Regions from separate parts of the Homo sapiens genome. Here region 2 is linked to region 1. A link is a loop called in an ENCODE intact Hi-C map of the cell type or tissue named here. Cell type or tissue: OCI-LY7. All regions are shown on one strand. Links, peaks and the distances in the headings refer to the core of each region. The heading gives the core; the rest is flanking DNA.

What was found. Peaks named below come from ENCODE experiments on the same cell type or tissue, not always from the same donor. Only the 100,000 strongest peaks of a DNase experiment are listed, where the experiment ranks them.
Region 2: it touches region 1 in a loop (3-fold over the local background); 28 of 110 quality-filtered maps call a loop at or near these places.

What each region holds. Positions count from the first base shown.
Region 1 is chr3:158,092,935-158,101,279 of GRCh38, forward strand. It overlaps SHOX2 (SHOX homeobox 2), which reads right to left. Exons shown (of 5, transcript NM_001163678.2): 3 at 7,320-7,377; 4 at 6,926-7,014; 5 at 2,971-5,350. The coding sequence ends at 5,093. Among named protein-coding and RNA genes, the nearest start is that of SHOX2, 9.3 kb to the right of the region's middle. RefSeq lists an enhancer at 5,064-5,233. In OCI-LY7, for the core only: no CTCF peak of the experiment used is centred there; DNase peaks (open chromatin) are centred at 4,717 and 5,277; H3K4me3 peaks cover 1,587 bases; H3K27ac peaks cover 504 bases.
Region 2 is chr3:158,430,240-158,438,584 of GRCh38, forward strand. All of the region lies in intron 6 of RSRC1 (arginine and serine rich coiled-coil 1), which reads left to right. Among named protein-coding and RNA genes, the nearest start is that of UC.134, 92 kb to the right of the region's middle. In OCI-LY7, for the core only: CTCF peaks have their summits at 4,378 and 4,578; a DNase peak (open chromatin) is centred at 4,382.

The DNA of each region.
Region 1 (8,345 bases), core at 346-8,345:
TTCAGCTACTTTGCCTTCAGGCATAGGGCAGGGCAAGCACTTGCTTTCAATATGATGTTTAACACTTTTTATGTTTTTATTTTCGTCATCTTGAAAACATGCTAGTAAACATCCAAACATACTGTAAAGATTTAAAATTTGGGGTGTGTATACGTATATCAACAGGAGTTATGAATTATGTATATTGCAGGCCTATATAAATTAGATTTTGAAGAACAAGCATCACAGTAATCAAGCGGGTCATAATAAGACATTCCATGTGAAATGTAAAAACTACCTTGAATAAATTATCTGTAAGTTAACATTCTCATTAGAATGACATATTTATTATTTCTGGGTTTGTGATATTGCTTTAATGTATTTTGGCTAACTGTTTTAATGGCATATTAAGAAACCATTTCAGGCCTTTTTTCCCCGTTGGAATTTGCAGACTTTTATTTCCGTTTGAACTAAAATAATATAATATTAAAAACAATCCCCCACTTCCCAATGTACAATACCATTTTCTTCTGCCCAGAAATATTTAATTAAAGCAGGATATAACCTCAGTAATTATTTTTACACAGAATGACTCTTAAATTAATAGTCAGTTGTATGACTAAAAATTGGGAGACTGACAATCAAAACAATCTTAAATGCTTTGTTTATGTGATGAAAATGAGTGATCCTTTAATTCCCTCACACACATTAAACTGATTTCACAGATTTTCTGTACTGGTGTTTAACATAGTCAAGTGCTTGAGGTTATGTAAAATAAACAATCTTGAGATCTTATTGCAAATGTTTGCAATTTATGATGTAAACTGATTTGTGAAGAAAAAACAGGATCCTATGTCGCTGAAGCCAAAGAGGCATTTTTCAGAAATCAAAATAGTTCCGAAATTTGAGCATTGCATTATACTAAAGTATTACCATCTGAGGACCCAAAAAAGTTATAAATCTGGGGAAAAACTCAAAATAGATGTACATCAGTTCAGCTCCAAGCAAAGGCACCGATCTTACTATCTTACTGTGTCTCTTGTATCATAGGGTCCTTAACACTAATGATGTCTTAAACAATCTCTTTTAACTCAGTTTTTCCCAGTCATTGATTTTGCAACTCGGGAAGGTTTTGCATGCCCAAAAGATTTGGGGAGCAGAGGATGGGGGTGTCCTTTATTAATTATATTAGGATTATTGAGTTTCGACCCAAACTACAAGCATGTTGGGCCTTATTTAAATTTAAAGTGAATTCCTCAGACCCCTTCTTGGGATGGTTCGGGGAACTACGAGTTTGGAACTCTTGTTCACACACCGAGGCGCCTGCCCCAGAGTTTGGACACTGGCATTCCGGGAGAGCAGGCCTTGCGGGAGTCTGGACCCGAAGGGCGAGACTCCACAGGGCCAAGGAAAGCGGCCTCTGTCCTCCGTTAGTCTTGGGGGAGCAGACGCAAGAGGAGGCAAGGGCGCCGCGAGCTCCCCGGATGCACTGGTCCCACAGGCCGTGCCCGAGTGGAGCACTGCGAATGGGGCCAAGAAATTTTGGCCTTTCTCGCCGGACCTGGCTGCCTCCGCGGGCCTCTCCGCCTACCGCGCTCCCGCCGCGGCCCGACTCCCGCGGGTCTCCGCGCCGAACCCACCTGGCTCCTATCGCACGGGACATTCCCGACCCACCCACGCCGCGTCACTGAGCCTCTGTACCGATACCCGGCGCCTCCGCCAGCAGGGCCTGGACGCACCGCCTCCTTTGACCTCGGGCTTCCCCCGCGCTCCGCTGCTTGGGGCAGACTGGCCCCGAGAGGGAGCCACCATCTCCCCTGCTCCAGGGTCTCCAGGGTCCGAACCCGTGTTGGGATCTGGGTTAGGATTAGGGTTTGGAGCTTGGAGCCTGCCTGTTAGGACCCCCGGCCCCGGCGCCGACTGGAGCTCGCTGGAGGCCACAGGACCACGGCGGATGGCCTGGCTGCTTCAGGGCGTACCATGCCCGCAGGCAGATGTTTATTATTAAAAACTACCGACGTTCATCAACCAGGAGACCCGCAAGGCCTGCGCACTGAATACGGCCCAAATCCTGTTCAGTGGTCTTTGAAAGTTAAAAGAAAGAAACCTATCGCCCACGTCTATGCTGAGGAACAGCTTTGAATACGAGCTAAGACCTGGGAGAGGGCCAAGTGGGGGTGGTGGGGAACACTGCTGGAGGATGTGGGGCTTTGGCAGGGGTTTTACGCACCCTCCAGCACGAGGGTGGGGGGTCCCAGGGGACGCTCAGGACTCTTTCAGTCTTTGCGGAAGGTCCCGTCATCACAAGAGCCCGCGCGGGAAGGAAAGTTCCTGCCTTGGACATGGTCAGGGCCGAGTCTTCAAAGTCTCCAACTATCCCCACACAGGCAGCACCTTTGGGCTTTACTAGTGGGATTTCTTCCAGAAGGGGGCCACGACATGGGGAGAGAGAGCTCCTCATTATTTTCAAGGCCAGGCTTTTCCTAAACCCGATTCTGGCTTCCACCTTCTAAATTTAACCAATGAAGAAGCTGCTTCAGCCAACCCTAAACAGGAGTGTCAGATGGGGAATCCTCCCTCCACAGTGCCCTGGCCTGCCCGCCTTTGCGGCTCTTTTCCCGCTCCGAAGTCAGCACCTGCCCCGCTCCAGAGAGGGTCAACGAACTGGGACTGATTGTCGATTATGCCATACCAAACCCAGGTTGATTTCGCTCCGCAGGATCCCTCCTTCCTTCCTCCCAAAAGTGTCCCCAGATAAAGACTGGAATTATAGCAAAACGAATAACGAGAGTCCATCTTGGGGAAGGAAGTTACTCTATCCTATGTTATTTTACTTCTTATCTGTTCTTTCATTAATTTGGTATAACCCTGTTTCTATGCTGGGTGGATAAAATGGAGGGGGCCGGCGGAAATGCGCTCAGCGCTAACGACAGCCACAGAGCCACCCTTCTTACTGCCCCTTGACTGCGGCACGTAAGAGCAGAGGCAAGCGCTTTTCCAAGTTGGTATATTCGAGAGAGTGATACGCATTAATCAAAAGGGAAAGACTATCCCGGATATTTTAATAGTAACAGGAACAAAGATGACTCGAACCCCATCAAATGAAACGATATTTTCATTCAATTGATCGCAAAGTGTCTTCAATTAATAACTTGGCACTTATTTAAAAGGTTTAACAGAATTGGAGGCGACACATTTTGTACTGACAACACGTCATGAGATAACATCTTTTGTTTAAAATAACTTAATACACTAGAAAAAAATATGTCAAATATAAATAATTTTGTTTTCATGGAGAACAAATAGTTACAAAGCTCAACCGCATACCAAAGTTCAGTTAGAAGAGCTTTTCCTCTTTCTTGTAAATTAGAAGGTAAAACAAAAACAAAAACAAAACCCCACAAACTTAGGCTTGCTAGCGAATTGGGATACAGACTGGCTTAGTCCAAGGTATCCCAGTTTAAATAGCTACATGAATTGAAACAAACAACCAAAAGAAAAAAAAAAACAAAAAAGAAACAAACAAACAAAAAAAAAAGGTTACTTGAATAGATACACCTTTGTGAGATAAAATGCAAATGTTGAAAGTCAGTCCACACATTATAGTCAAAATAAACTTTGTTCGTGTGTATCAACATATCTTACACAAACCTAGTGCCTGTATCTAGCTGGGTGTTATTTAAGGTGAATTTGACGGGATAGAGAGGGGGAAATAAACCACTGTCTTCAAATAGGACTTCAGGAAACCAACAAGAAGGAACACAAGAAAAGGGGAATGGTGGGAACTAATACTGATTGAGCGCCTACTGTGTCTGGCACAGCGAGGCGCTGTACCTTCATTATTTCATTTGGTGGTCTTGTTTTCTTTTTCCTTTCCCCACATATTCTGCCCACCTCTGTCTTCTTAGGACAATGAGTGTAATTTTTTCCCTTTCTGACTTTTTTCTTTTGTTCCCCAGGATCAAAGACAGGGCAAATATATATATATATATATATATATATATATATATATATATATGGCAAATATATGATATATATATATGGATATATATATATCAATTTCCAGATACTTTTGGTATTGTTTTTCATAGTGAAGATGAAAATGGAGTGAGTGCATGGGAGATAAGGGGGTGGGAGGAGACACACCATCAATGGAATACAAGTAACATGCAAACCGGAATTTACTGTCAGCAGTCCAGACAGTTTTGCCATAATAATTTCTCAGAGAAATCATTGTCTGTGGCATTTTTTTGTGTTAATATTATTTTTCTCTCTCCTCGTTTTAATATTTTCTCTTTTCTTGCTCTTCCATACATGGTGGGTTTAAACTCAAAGCATCTGATTCAACGTAAAAGGAGGCCCGCCTCTCTCATCAAATTTCTCGTGTTAACGTGAACTTCGCAGAAAAAGGTCAGTTTCAAAACCTGTGAACTTCCCAGCTGCGCACTTTTTTCATCTTAGTTTTTTAAATAAGTATACCTCTTCTTTCTGCTTTGCCTTCTTAGCGCATTTTTAAAAACACACATTTAAGTTGGTAACTCCCCCCAGTCTCTCGAGAATCGTCTGGGTTGTTTTTCCATATTTTTAAATGTATAAAATACTTTAATTTTAAAATTTGTTTTTGCTCCTTGGTTCTCCAATTTCAGCTTCTGCCAAATAGCAGTTAAGAAATAAGTTCCCTTCCTCTTTTTCTCTCCCGTTTGTCTTTCGATTTTTTTGTTTGCTCATTTTTTCATTGTTAACAAGATTTTTTTTTCTATGCAAGAGTCCATCGTTGCAGCTTTGCGGTGAGCCAAACTCCGCGGTTCCAGCACTCCCCTGTCCAGTCTCTCTCCAGACTCCCCCAAACCCGCTCCTACAAAACCCAATTCTAGGCCCTCGAGTAGGAAAACGGGCAGGAGCCACGGAGCCTGCGTGCCTCGTGAGATCCCTGGTCCTGCGTGGAGTCTGGCTTTCCGAGTCCAAGATGCGATAGGGGACGAGGGATGGTCAGTGAGGCGGGAAGAGGGCCGGCTCCCGAGGTCTCAAAGGGGTAACGGAGAAGCAGCGGGGCGCGGAGGGCGTGCAGGCTGAGTGCCGCGGGACAGGCGCGACATTGGTGCTGGCGTTGGCGTCACAGACCCAGGGCTGCGGCGTGCTTTTTGGCTTTCAGTCTGAGATCGGCGATGCTGGAGTTCTTGCTGGTGGTCTTGGCGGCTGCTGCGGCCGCCACTACCGAGGCGGCGGAAGCCGAATCCGCGGCCAGCGTGGCGAGCGGCAGTCCGAAGGGCGGTGCTGGGAACATCATGTAGGGCGCGTGCGCGGCCAGGTGCGGATGCAGGTGGTGGTGCGCGTGCGCCACAGCGCTGTCCAGCTGCAGCTGCGCCTGAACCTGAAAGGACAAGGGCGTCACGTTGCAATGACTATCCTAGGGTGACAACAGAATAGAAACAGAGCATTAACGGCGTCCAGCTTGGCCAGAGAGAGAGTTGGGTTGTGTTTGGGCACGGGGAGAGGGCATTTGGCTGTGCATCTTGTTCCGACAGTGACCTTCTCAGCCTGTTGCTGAATCTGGGGTTCCACATGGATACTCCAGTGTCCCCTGGGTCTCCGAAACTCGCTTAGGGTAGGCTTATTTCCCCGGACCCCGGGAACCCCCTTCTGCAGGAATGTGGCCGTCTCCCCTGGGAACTGGGCTGAAATGGTATATTGGAAAGACTGCGGGTGAGGACCCTTACCCTCTTCTCTTGATGCTGCCATGCATCTCTTACCCCACTACCAAAACAACGGAGTATCAACAAGCAAACTACGCAACTTTTTAATGTCATTCAGGGAAGTTACTCCATCTTCACCACAATAGGCACAATTGTGAGTCGGTACTTCTAACCTTTATTGCCATAACAATTACCCAGGGATCTCGTTAAAATTCAGATTCTGATTCGCAAGGTCTAGGTTGGGGCCTGAGATTCTGAATTTCTAACAATCTCCCAGACGGTGTTGTTGCTGCTGGCCCAAAGATTACCTTTTGAGTAGTAAAGGTCTCCTTTTAAAGTCACCCCTCCCTCTTTCTTCAGTCATTCTCTCTTGTTTCCAAAGCCAAGCATCAGGATGCCAGAGTCCTGTGGCACCAAGAGAGCTAAGATCTCCCTAACACCGACTCTCAATTCATGGTCACACCTATCTGTCTCCCCGGTCCAAGTCACTGGAGACTGAGAGCTAATTCATGACATCACAGGCATGCCAAGCAGGGGTCCTGGCTGAGGATAGGGAAGGTCAGACACTGGTTGGGAAAGGATTTCGCCCTCAGGCTTGGAAAGTGGGGAGTTCAGAGCACTGGGATTTCCCAGGATTAAATCATTGCTGCAGGCTGTCCTTTTAAAATGTACTCTTAAAGGTTTCTTTATGGCTAAGGGATTGCAAAGGCAGGGCAGCCCTGGGAAGACCAAGACTTCTCTCTTTACCAGAGATGAAGCTTTGTTTGCAGAAACAGATTTAAAAACAAAAGAACGAAAAAACAAAAGTATGAGCTGGGAGTACTTGTGTTTATTTTTCTTCTGTCAGAGTTATTTAATGTGACTAAGAGGTAGAAAATACCTAGAAAAGTATCTAGAGGGTTGCCTTAGAAATACCTTAGGACTAACCTCTGTATTGGATTTGACAAAATCTTAATCAAAAGGCTTTTCCTTCCTCTCTCTCTAAGGGCAATCTTTAGTGTATTTTTAAAGGACCAGTTACTGCCCCCAGGCCCCTTCAGGGATTCCCATGAGGACAGAAGGGACTAGGCATTCAGGCCTTTAATACCGTATAGGTTTTTAAAGGGTAGTGGGTCCACTATATCATCTCAAAATGATTCTCCAACTATGCAGACATTGACATCTGGGCTCAGAGACAGGTGATGTTCAACAGTTCAAGCAAACATTCAGGTATTTTCATATTTAAAAACAGCTTGAAACTAGGCTGTACTTGCCTGCTGAAATGGCATCCTTAAAGCACCTACGTTGACATAAGGTGCGACTCTACAAGCTTCAAACTGGCTGGCGGCCCCTATGAGAACACCTGTAAAAAGTACAAGAGAAAAATAATGTGAGGTTAACGTTTGTAGCATTTTTCAGGGTTCCAAAGGGTACAAGACAGAACGAATTCCTTTGAAAATGGACTATTATCTTTCTAAACTGCATCCAAAATTTAAATAAATGTAACTTACTCCCAAACTTTAGGACTCCATTAACAGCCTTTGAAGATTATTAAGTCAAGAACTATTGTCATTTTTGAGGTTCCTTTTTTTCTGTCATTGTAATAGTAATATTCACTACTTCTCTCTTTGCTCAGACTATCAAATGTTCCTTGTATAAGAAGCATACCTTTATGGAGTTGATTTTCTTGTTTTCTACATTTAGCTCTTCGATTTTGAAACCAAACCTATAGGTTGGAGGGGGAAAAAAAATAAAACCTAGATGTTATGACTAAAAATTTTTTTAAATTACAAAAGTACAAAGAGAAAAGAGTCGTGGTTTAGACAAGAATTGGGAGATACAGCAAGCAATCTTTGAATTGTATAAAACAGCCTCAAATTCCAAAGTTAAACATGTAAATTAACTACAGAAATAGAAAGATAGATTTTATAGACTTTCACAAGATAGATTACTATTAGTCCTGATTTCATCTTTTCACATAACAGAGTCCCCATGGCCTAAAACTCTGCTTGGTACCTGATACCAACATGATAATGGTTTAGATATTTGCCCAGTTAAGACCTGAGAAGAATGTGTTCATTAATAGCCTGTAATGTTAATTAGCTTCATCTTAAAGAAAAACCAAACACCAGAGCAAATAATGACTCCTTTGCGGAGAAGGAGTTGTAAGGGTTGGGGAGAGGTAATTAGTGTCATAAAAGCCTCACTACAAAGAAGTTTAGAATTTCTCTGTTCTGCTGTGCAGCAGAGTGAAACACAGTAGCAGAATAATTGTGCACCATTATCATGATAATCTAATTTGCTTCTTTAGAAAAAGCCACTGTTTGCAGTTAGGATAGTAGGAAAACATCTAGAAAATAACTAAAATGTAAATAAAAGTATGAAACAACAATAAAGTTCACTTCTTAAGAGAAAAAAAGAAGAGCACTCAGCGAAAGGAGAATGAAGTATATATAAAGCAAGTAACTCTTAGGTACTTTGTTCTCCTGGATGTTACCTGCTTAAACTTGACAACTTTTACAGGCAGTATGACAGATTTTTTAAAATTCAAATAAAGCTTGCTTTTGTATTCCACTTTCAATAATAAAGCATATTGATTGACTCACAAATTAAAGTTTTTAAAACCCCATTAAAGTAAAAATACTGCTTCAGAGCTTTCATTGGTATGTTTTTGAAAGCAAGTGTCATAGTCAA
Region 2 (8,345 bases), core at 62-8,061, 340 kb after region 1:
TTCCAAAATGGAAAAACTTTCAAAGCAGCGATGGCAGTCATCTTTAACTTGTGATACAGTTTCCCCAGAGCTCAGAAGGACAGCAGAATCTTTGTCAACGAAGAGCTCCAGGCAGCCACTAGCATTCGACTGGAGCTGATCTGCCAGTTTTGCCTTATATTTGTGTTTTTCTTTAAAAGTTAGCTGCTCTCTGGCTACCTATTACATAATGTACCTAATATAAATTATTGGTTAAGGTGGGTACTAACCTCAGAAAAAGGAAAGAAAGGGGAAACTGGTGTCCAGACTAATGTGAAGTCATTGGAACCATCTAAGAGAAAGAAAATTCTGCGTATGTTTAACAAGTATTTCTTGAAATTCTACTGCTTACCTGTTGCTAGGCAATAGGGAAATACAGATATGAATAAGATACCCTCTTCATTCTCAAAGGACTCACAGTGGGAAGACAAACTACAAATAAACTCTTTTCTGTACCACACTATGAGCATATTGAGATCATGTTTCATTCACTATTATAACTGTATTACCTACCACAGTACCTGGTACAGTATATAGTATGTGCTTAACCAATATTTTTTGAATTAACAAGATGTAAAATATCACATCCAGTGTGGACTGAAGAGGAATTGTTAACCTGAAAAGGTTAGGAAAACTCTTTGTTGCTATTTTGGTGGTATCAAAAAATGGTTCTATAGTCAAGTAAGTTTGAGAGTCACCATATTTTATTTCCCTTTTAAAGAGTCACAAGACACATTAGCATATTGTAGATTCTGATGAGTTGTACAGTAAAGAAATAGCTTAATTTTGTCCAACTAAGTATTTTCCAAATATATTTGACCACAAAACCCTTTTAGCACCTCATTGTGTGGAACAGTTTGGGAAATACTGGTACAGCTATTTCCTGAAGCTAATCTTTAATAATTGTTTTACATTGCTAGAACACTGTGGTTTTGATAATAGCATTTAAAATCTTGATGTCATCAGCTTGGTATTCTGAGTAAATGTTTAAATAACTTAAAGATAAATCTCCACAAAATTAGATCTAACAAGGAACCTCTGTAATCTCCATCTTAACAGCTAACATAAATTTTCTATTCCAAATAATAAAAGGCAGCACACTCAAAGAACAAAGCATTTGAAACAACCCAGATTTTCTTTTTTTGAAAAAATTAATGGTAGATTTTAAAATGAAAATAAGTTATTTAGAAAGTTTTCTTTTCATTTATTCTGCCTATTTTTAAAATTAGACTAAGTTTCTCTATTAACTTTACCACAATACACTGCTTATAATGAAGACGTGTAGTACTAAAAAAAGTGGTGGCAATGAAAATTTCAAATAGAATATTTTTTATTTAATTGGTCCTATATTAAATCCTTTTGAGTTATTTCATTTTGTGGTATGTTGCTTAACAAGATTTCACATTAAATAAATATTTAAATATTGTGAATTTTAAATACCTCTTTGGGGAGAAATTCTGGTCATTCCTAATGTAGGTAAAATAGGATTTTCTAAATTGTTTAATACTGAGAATGTTGATTTTTAGGCATTAATTTCCCCTTATACATTTGTGTTATAACTTAAGTAAATTGTTTTGCCTCTGAAATATATCTTAGATGACCAAAAATAACATCACAAAACATGTTTGTTATATACTTAATTGTTTTGACCATAGAATTAATTTTAAAGTCAAAAGGGGCATTGCTTTTTCATCATTTCCAGTTCAGAATATTCAGCATGTCACAGATGTTCATGAATAATGTCCATTTAAAACTGTTGGCAAAGAGTGCTGGTGAGTTGGCTAGATGAATTAAATGTTGGGGGGATCTGACAGGCAGCACGCTGCTTTGTGATCATTCCAAAGTTCTAATAATCTCCCTCACCTTCTCTGCCTGCCACTAATGAAAGAGAATAGGTGATTGCACCTCCGGCTATGTTCTGCGCCTAATGACTCCTCCAAAGGCAGATTTATGAAGAAAAAATTAACTTTGAATGAGGATTGAATTGGCCCTGACAGTCTGATAGACTGTGACACAGATTCTGTGGCAAAACAGACGTAGCTCTAATTGATTATCAATATTTTAAGCAAAGTGATGAAAATAAGCATTAAGTGATGAGAAAGGCAGTCTTAATACAGTAGGCAGTAACCAGGACATAAGAGAGTCTATGGGGAGTTTTGCACTGATTGCTATTACTGAATTTTATCTGTCGATTTTTACCTTTGCTTCCTGGCAGCCATTGTCCCTCCTTGGTGTACTATTTTTTTTCCTCAAAAATCTATGACTAGAATGTTAATCTCACTGATAACACTGACAAAGCTATCTGCAGTCTCTTCCTCTGGAGAAGTTTGTTTAATATTTAACTCATTTTGAATTGAGGTTAGCTTTCGTAGTTTTGAAAGAACTGAGACTTTTTATGAAGATTTTAGATTAACAAATTTCATTCACATACTGTTTCTAAATTTAGTACTATCCATGAAATATAAACTAGCCTAAAATATTGCATATTGCATGTCACATATTTCTCATAATATCAGGCATTATATCCTTTACATAATTTGTAGCATTGACATCATTTGTAGCCTTCATCTTATGAATAAAATGAAGACATTTATCTAGAAATACTATATATATATACACACACAGAGTGAGTCTATGTATATATACTATAGTTACTTACAAAATATATTTTCAAACTAACAACAGAAATTCAACTTAGATAATTATATGTTCATGTGATGCTTCGTAAGTTAATTTAATAACACTTGAAATTGTTATATACCTTTTTCCTTATAAGTTATATTTAGTCCTCTATATTAAAACAGAGAAAAAAGATCACTTAAAAAATCAGTAGCAATTTCATTCAGTGTTAAAATTGATGAGCCAAGAACATACTATATAACATCACGTAATGCTGTGCTTGCTTACTATTAAATAGGTTTTAGATAAATTAGCTTATTTAACACAGAAACTATACGTATTTTTTCTTGTGGCAAAATACTCTGAATTATTAGTCATCAGTATTTATATTGTTTTGTGAAATTAATTTCAGCCAGAAATTGTGCAATTATTGAAAACTTGAAATTCTCCAGGTTACTTTGGAGAAAGTGAGTCATTTTTATTTTTCCAAAGGTCTCCCCAAGTAAGTTATTAGAGGCAAAAATAAGGTAATACAGAGATGCTACAGTACAATGCTTCTCAATCTTTCTCATGTCATGAAATGCAAAAGGATATATTTCGTTGGTACACCAGGTTAAACTGGTGAGGCTGCTCTTGGCCAAAGGCTACTGCTCTCAAACTCCAGCCACCTCAGACCCTGCCTGGTTGTCTGGAGGGCTGAGAGGATGATATTTTAGCACACATATTACTTAGTAGTAGCTAAATAGTTGGGAAGCTCTGAGTGTATTGCAGATAGAGAACTACATTTATAAAGCCCAGATTGAATAATAATGGTTTGAAAGTTAAATCTATCTAAAATCTGTCCAAATATCTAAAAACAATTCTAAAAATCATCCTATCTAGAAAGAGAAGAACAAATATATCTCTAGACATAATTTTTGTTAGATGGATTGCTGATCTTAATTGTATTTTCCACTTAATGTTGGTTGTAATATCTGCTAAGATTATTCAAATTTTAATCTTTGTTTTGACCCCTATTAAAGCAGAATATATATTTAAACTTTATTCTCTGAAAAATGTTAAATAAAATAAAGTTATCTCTTGGCAGAATAATATTGTCACTCATTCTTAGAGAGTCTAGAATGATTTTTTGAAACTCCAAAGACGTTAAAACTAATCAAATCCAGCTCTTAGTTGACTATTTAAGAAATAGCAGCTCAGATCACAATTAGATCACTGCTATGCTAAAACTAAAATCCAGTTTTCCCGATTCCGAGGCCATTCCCTTTCAGCTCTACTCTGTGATGTTTAAAAATCTTCATATGAGAACTTCCAAAATGTTATAAATTATAAAATTCACATATTCTTTTATAGCTGTAAGAAGTAATTTGCTAGCAATTTTCACTTATACATTAGGTGATGCTTTTAGGTAGGGTTTCAGTAAGGTAATGTCAATTTTTCTAATTCTTTATTTACAGTGTCTTCCCAAAAAAGCCTGACATTTTCTGTTTTAGTGTTCAAAATATCCAGTGAAAAAAAATGGAAAGCTATTCATCGTGCTGAAGTTTACTTTGTGCTAAAAATTATTTTATTATAAAGGAATTATATTCTAGTAAAAATAGATTAAGAAACATTCTAGTTTGGATAAGAATTCTACAAACACCGATATTGGGTACTTTGTCCTCTGTCATTCCATTTGTTAACATTCCAACAGACAGAAGAAGCAGACAGATACATTATTCTTTTTGCGCCACCTAGCGAAACTCGGGTGCTGTATATTTACCACACTATACCCAACTTGCAATGTGTGTTACACTTAGCTCCTGCTCATTACACCTGTAAGAAATTCACAAAAGAAAAAAAGAAAGCTCTAACCCCACTAACATTGACTTTTCATCATATTTTGGTAAATTTTTGAAGACTGAAATATTATTAGTAAAAATATGAATACTTATGCTCAATTCTGAAGGCATTGCCTTGAACAAAAGACATCACATGGGGGTAAAGTTTTTAATTATGCTCTTCCAGTTGTAAATACAAGATTTTACCAAATGAAAGTACATTCTGGAGTAACATTCAAAGTACTGAAAAGAGATGGGATGAAATTAGATTGAAGACTGTACAAAATATTTTAAGGATCTCAAACTCATTAAGTGTTTTTTATTTAATGAGGTTTTCTTTTATCATAAATCAAAAATATTGGTAAAATAACTTGTGCCACACTTATGCTTTGAAATGAAAATAGTAATGTTGTGTAATGCTAGACTGACTGATTTGTAGTTTGAAAGAACACTGTGTTAAAGCTTCTATTTATCTATTTTTTTAAAATTTGTGTTTCAAGTGTTTGAAGTGAAATCTCTTGCATTTTTTTTAATTAATACTACACAAGCATTCTGCTGCTTAACTTGTAGGTCTTAATTTTTAATAATATTAAATTTCAAGGTCATGCTTTCAGAATGCTGACACAAGATAAAATAATACTATTGTCAGTGTCATTGTTTTATGTTGATGTAATAAAAAGTACCTAATGTAAAAAAATAGAAAAAATAATTTATCCAGTAGGAGAAAATTGTTCCTTATGTATCTAAATTTGTTGTGTATGAGGAAATATAGGACTTGTGGTGGCTGTAACTATAGTTCTGAAGATTTTTATTTGATTTGACATATGATTACTCTGAAAATTCATAAGATTTACTGCTCTTAAATATGTGCTATAAAGATATAGATATAAATATATGTGCTATAAAGATAAAGATATATAATTTAAAGGTATATATTTACTTTCACTTTGAAAGTATATATTTCTAATTTTTAATATTGAATTATACCCTAAATGAATTTTTTAGTAAGGGAAGACTTTACGCTTAGAAAATTGTAGATAAGCATGTTTATACATGAGTGCAGATATATAAAACGTACATCTTCTAGTTAAAACATACATCTTTTAACTAGAAGATGAGGTTTTAACTTCTTTTAACTAGAAGATGTGTGTTTTATATATCCACACATATATCTTAAAAAGAGAAGTTTTGAGGAGTTATGCCAGATTTTATATCTGAATATTAATATTCATATGGCTAGAATGGAATGTACTAATTAATGTAATTTTTTGAGACACTGATAAATCTCAGAATGTCCTTTCTTGTCTTAAATGTTTCTAAAACATTTAAGTAACATGAACAGAATTAAATCTTTAATGTATTAACATTCCTCAGAGTCATCATTTTGTGAGTTAATTTTTACTTTAGTTCAATAAACATTTATCGAGGAGCTAATGAGCCATGTCTGATATGACACTATGCTAAAATCAGTAAGATATCGGACCTCAAGTAGTTGGCAGTCTAGTGGGGAAGAAAGACACTTGTTCAATTGGCTATAGTAGAAAAATACAGTTTTCTCAGACCTAAGAGGAGGAATTAATGTGGACTGAGATAATAGGGCAATGCATCATGGAGCAACAATTAGTGTTGTTGAATATTATGAGTGTAGATAAAGCAAGTATGAACTACAGAGCTAAATTTGTAGTTGTGACACAGCATCTCCAGAAACTTTAAAAATATATATATATATCTTCTCAAATTATAAAGTGAAAAAGATTCAGCAGTAGTCTGCTTAAAAGTACATGTGCCCACACGTGCATGCATGCACACATACATATATACACACCAGATTCTATACAATTTCTCGGAAATATTGGAGAAACCACTTTACATATACTTAGTACATATTTCCCTAAATGAAATTTTGTTGTAAGAAAAGGATTCATTACTAGAAATTTGTACATTGATTTTTTAAGTGTACAAATTATATCATAAATAGAACAGACACATGCATTTTAAACAATAATTACTATATTTAAAAGCTAATATCTATAAAGGTATATAGATAATATTGTATATTTTATATAAATACAATATGCTACCCTGGGCTATAATACTATTGTGAGTGGTTGGCATATATGAACTCATTCAACTTTTACAATAACCCTGTGGCTTATGATGGAAGTATTATTATCAATACAATTTCAGATGAGTTAACTAAGACACAGAGAGATTAAGATACTTGTTGCAGATCTCATAGCTAGTAATGGATAGAGCCAGGATTCAAACCGAGACAGTCTGGCTTCAGAATCCATTCTTTAAATATCTCTGCTATAATACCTCATAGTAATTCATTTTATGGCTAGATTAATAGATAATTCTATAGAAGAGGCCATATTGAAGAAACGTCTTCCAATTCTTTTTATAGATGTACACACACACAAAAAAAAAAACCTTTGGATGGGGATCTGAAGAATATACTATCCTACCAAATTCCCGGGGTAGTGTGTTATATGTAACCAGAAATCAGTATAAATAAGTAATATTTTGCTATTTGCTATTTTGATGGAATAAGTGTTTTCACCTATTATAGCTTATTTTCTCACAAGTATTTTATTTCCTTTTCTAAAATTGAAAATGGTTTAATAATGGTTAATTTAGTAAGCACACATTGGCACTGGGCTGAGTTTTGAGGAGGCAAATGTGAATAAGAAACAAATATGTTAAATAAATGGTTACAGTATAACTGGCAAACCGAATCCAGCAGCACCTCAAAAAGCTTATTGACCATGATCAAGTCAGCTTCATCCCTGGGATGCAAGGCTGGTTCAACATATGCAAATCAATAAACGGAATCCATCACATAAACAGAACCAGTGACAAAAACCACATAATTATCTCCATAGTGCAGAAAAGGCCTTCAATAAAATTCAACAGCTCTTCATGCTAAACACTCTCAGTACACTAGGTATTGATGGAACATATCTCAAAATAAAATAATAAGAGCTATTTATGACAAACTCACAGCCAATATCATACTGAACGGGCAAAAACTGGAAGCATTCCCTTTGAAAGCCAGCACAAGACAAGGATGCCCTCTCTCACCACTCCTACTCAACATAGTGTTGGAAGTGCTGGCCAGGGCAATCAGGCAAAAGAAAGAAATAAAGGGTATTCAATTAGAAAAAGAGGAAGTCAAATTGTCCCTGTTTACAGATGACATGACTGTATATTTAGAAAACTCCATCATCTCAGCCCAAAATCTCCTTCAGCTGATAAACAACTTCAGCAAAGTCTCAGGATACAAAATCAATGTGCGAAAATCACAAGCATTCCTATACACCAGTAACAGACAAACAGAGAGCCAAATCATGAGTGAACTCCCATTCACAATTGCTACAAAGAGAATAAAATACCTAGGAATCCAACTTACAAGGGATGTGAAGGACCTCTTCAAGGAGAACTACAAACCACTGCTCAAGGAAATAAGAGAGGACACAAACCAGTGGAAGAATATTTCATGCTCATGGATAGAAAGAATCAATGTCATGAAAATGGCCACACTGTCCAAGGTAATTTATAGATACAATGCCATCCCCATCAAGCTGCCAATGACTTTCTTCACAGAATTGGAAAAAACTACTTTAGAGTTCATATGGAACCAAAAAGGAAACCACATAGCCAAGACAATCCTAAGCAAAAAGAACAAAGCTGGAGGTATCATGCTACCTGACTTCAAACTATAATACAAGGCTACAGTAACCAAAACAGCGTGATACTGGTACCAAAACAGATATATAGACCAATAGAACAGAACAGAGGCCACAGAAATAACACCACACATCTACAACCATCTGATCTTTGACAAACCTGACAAAAACAAGCAATGGGGAAAGGATTCCCTATTTA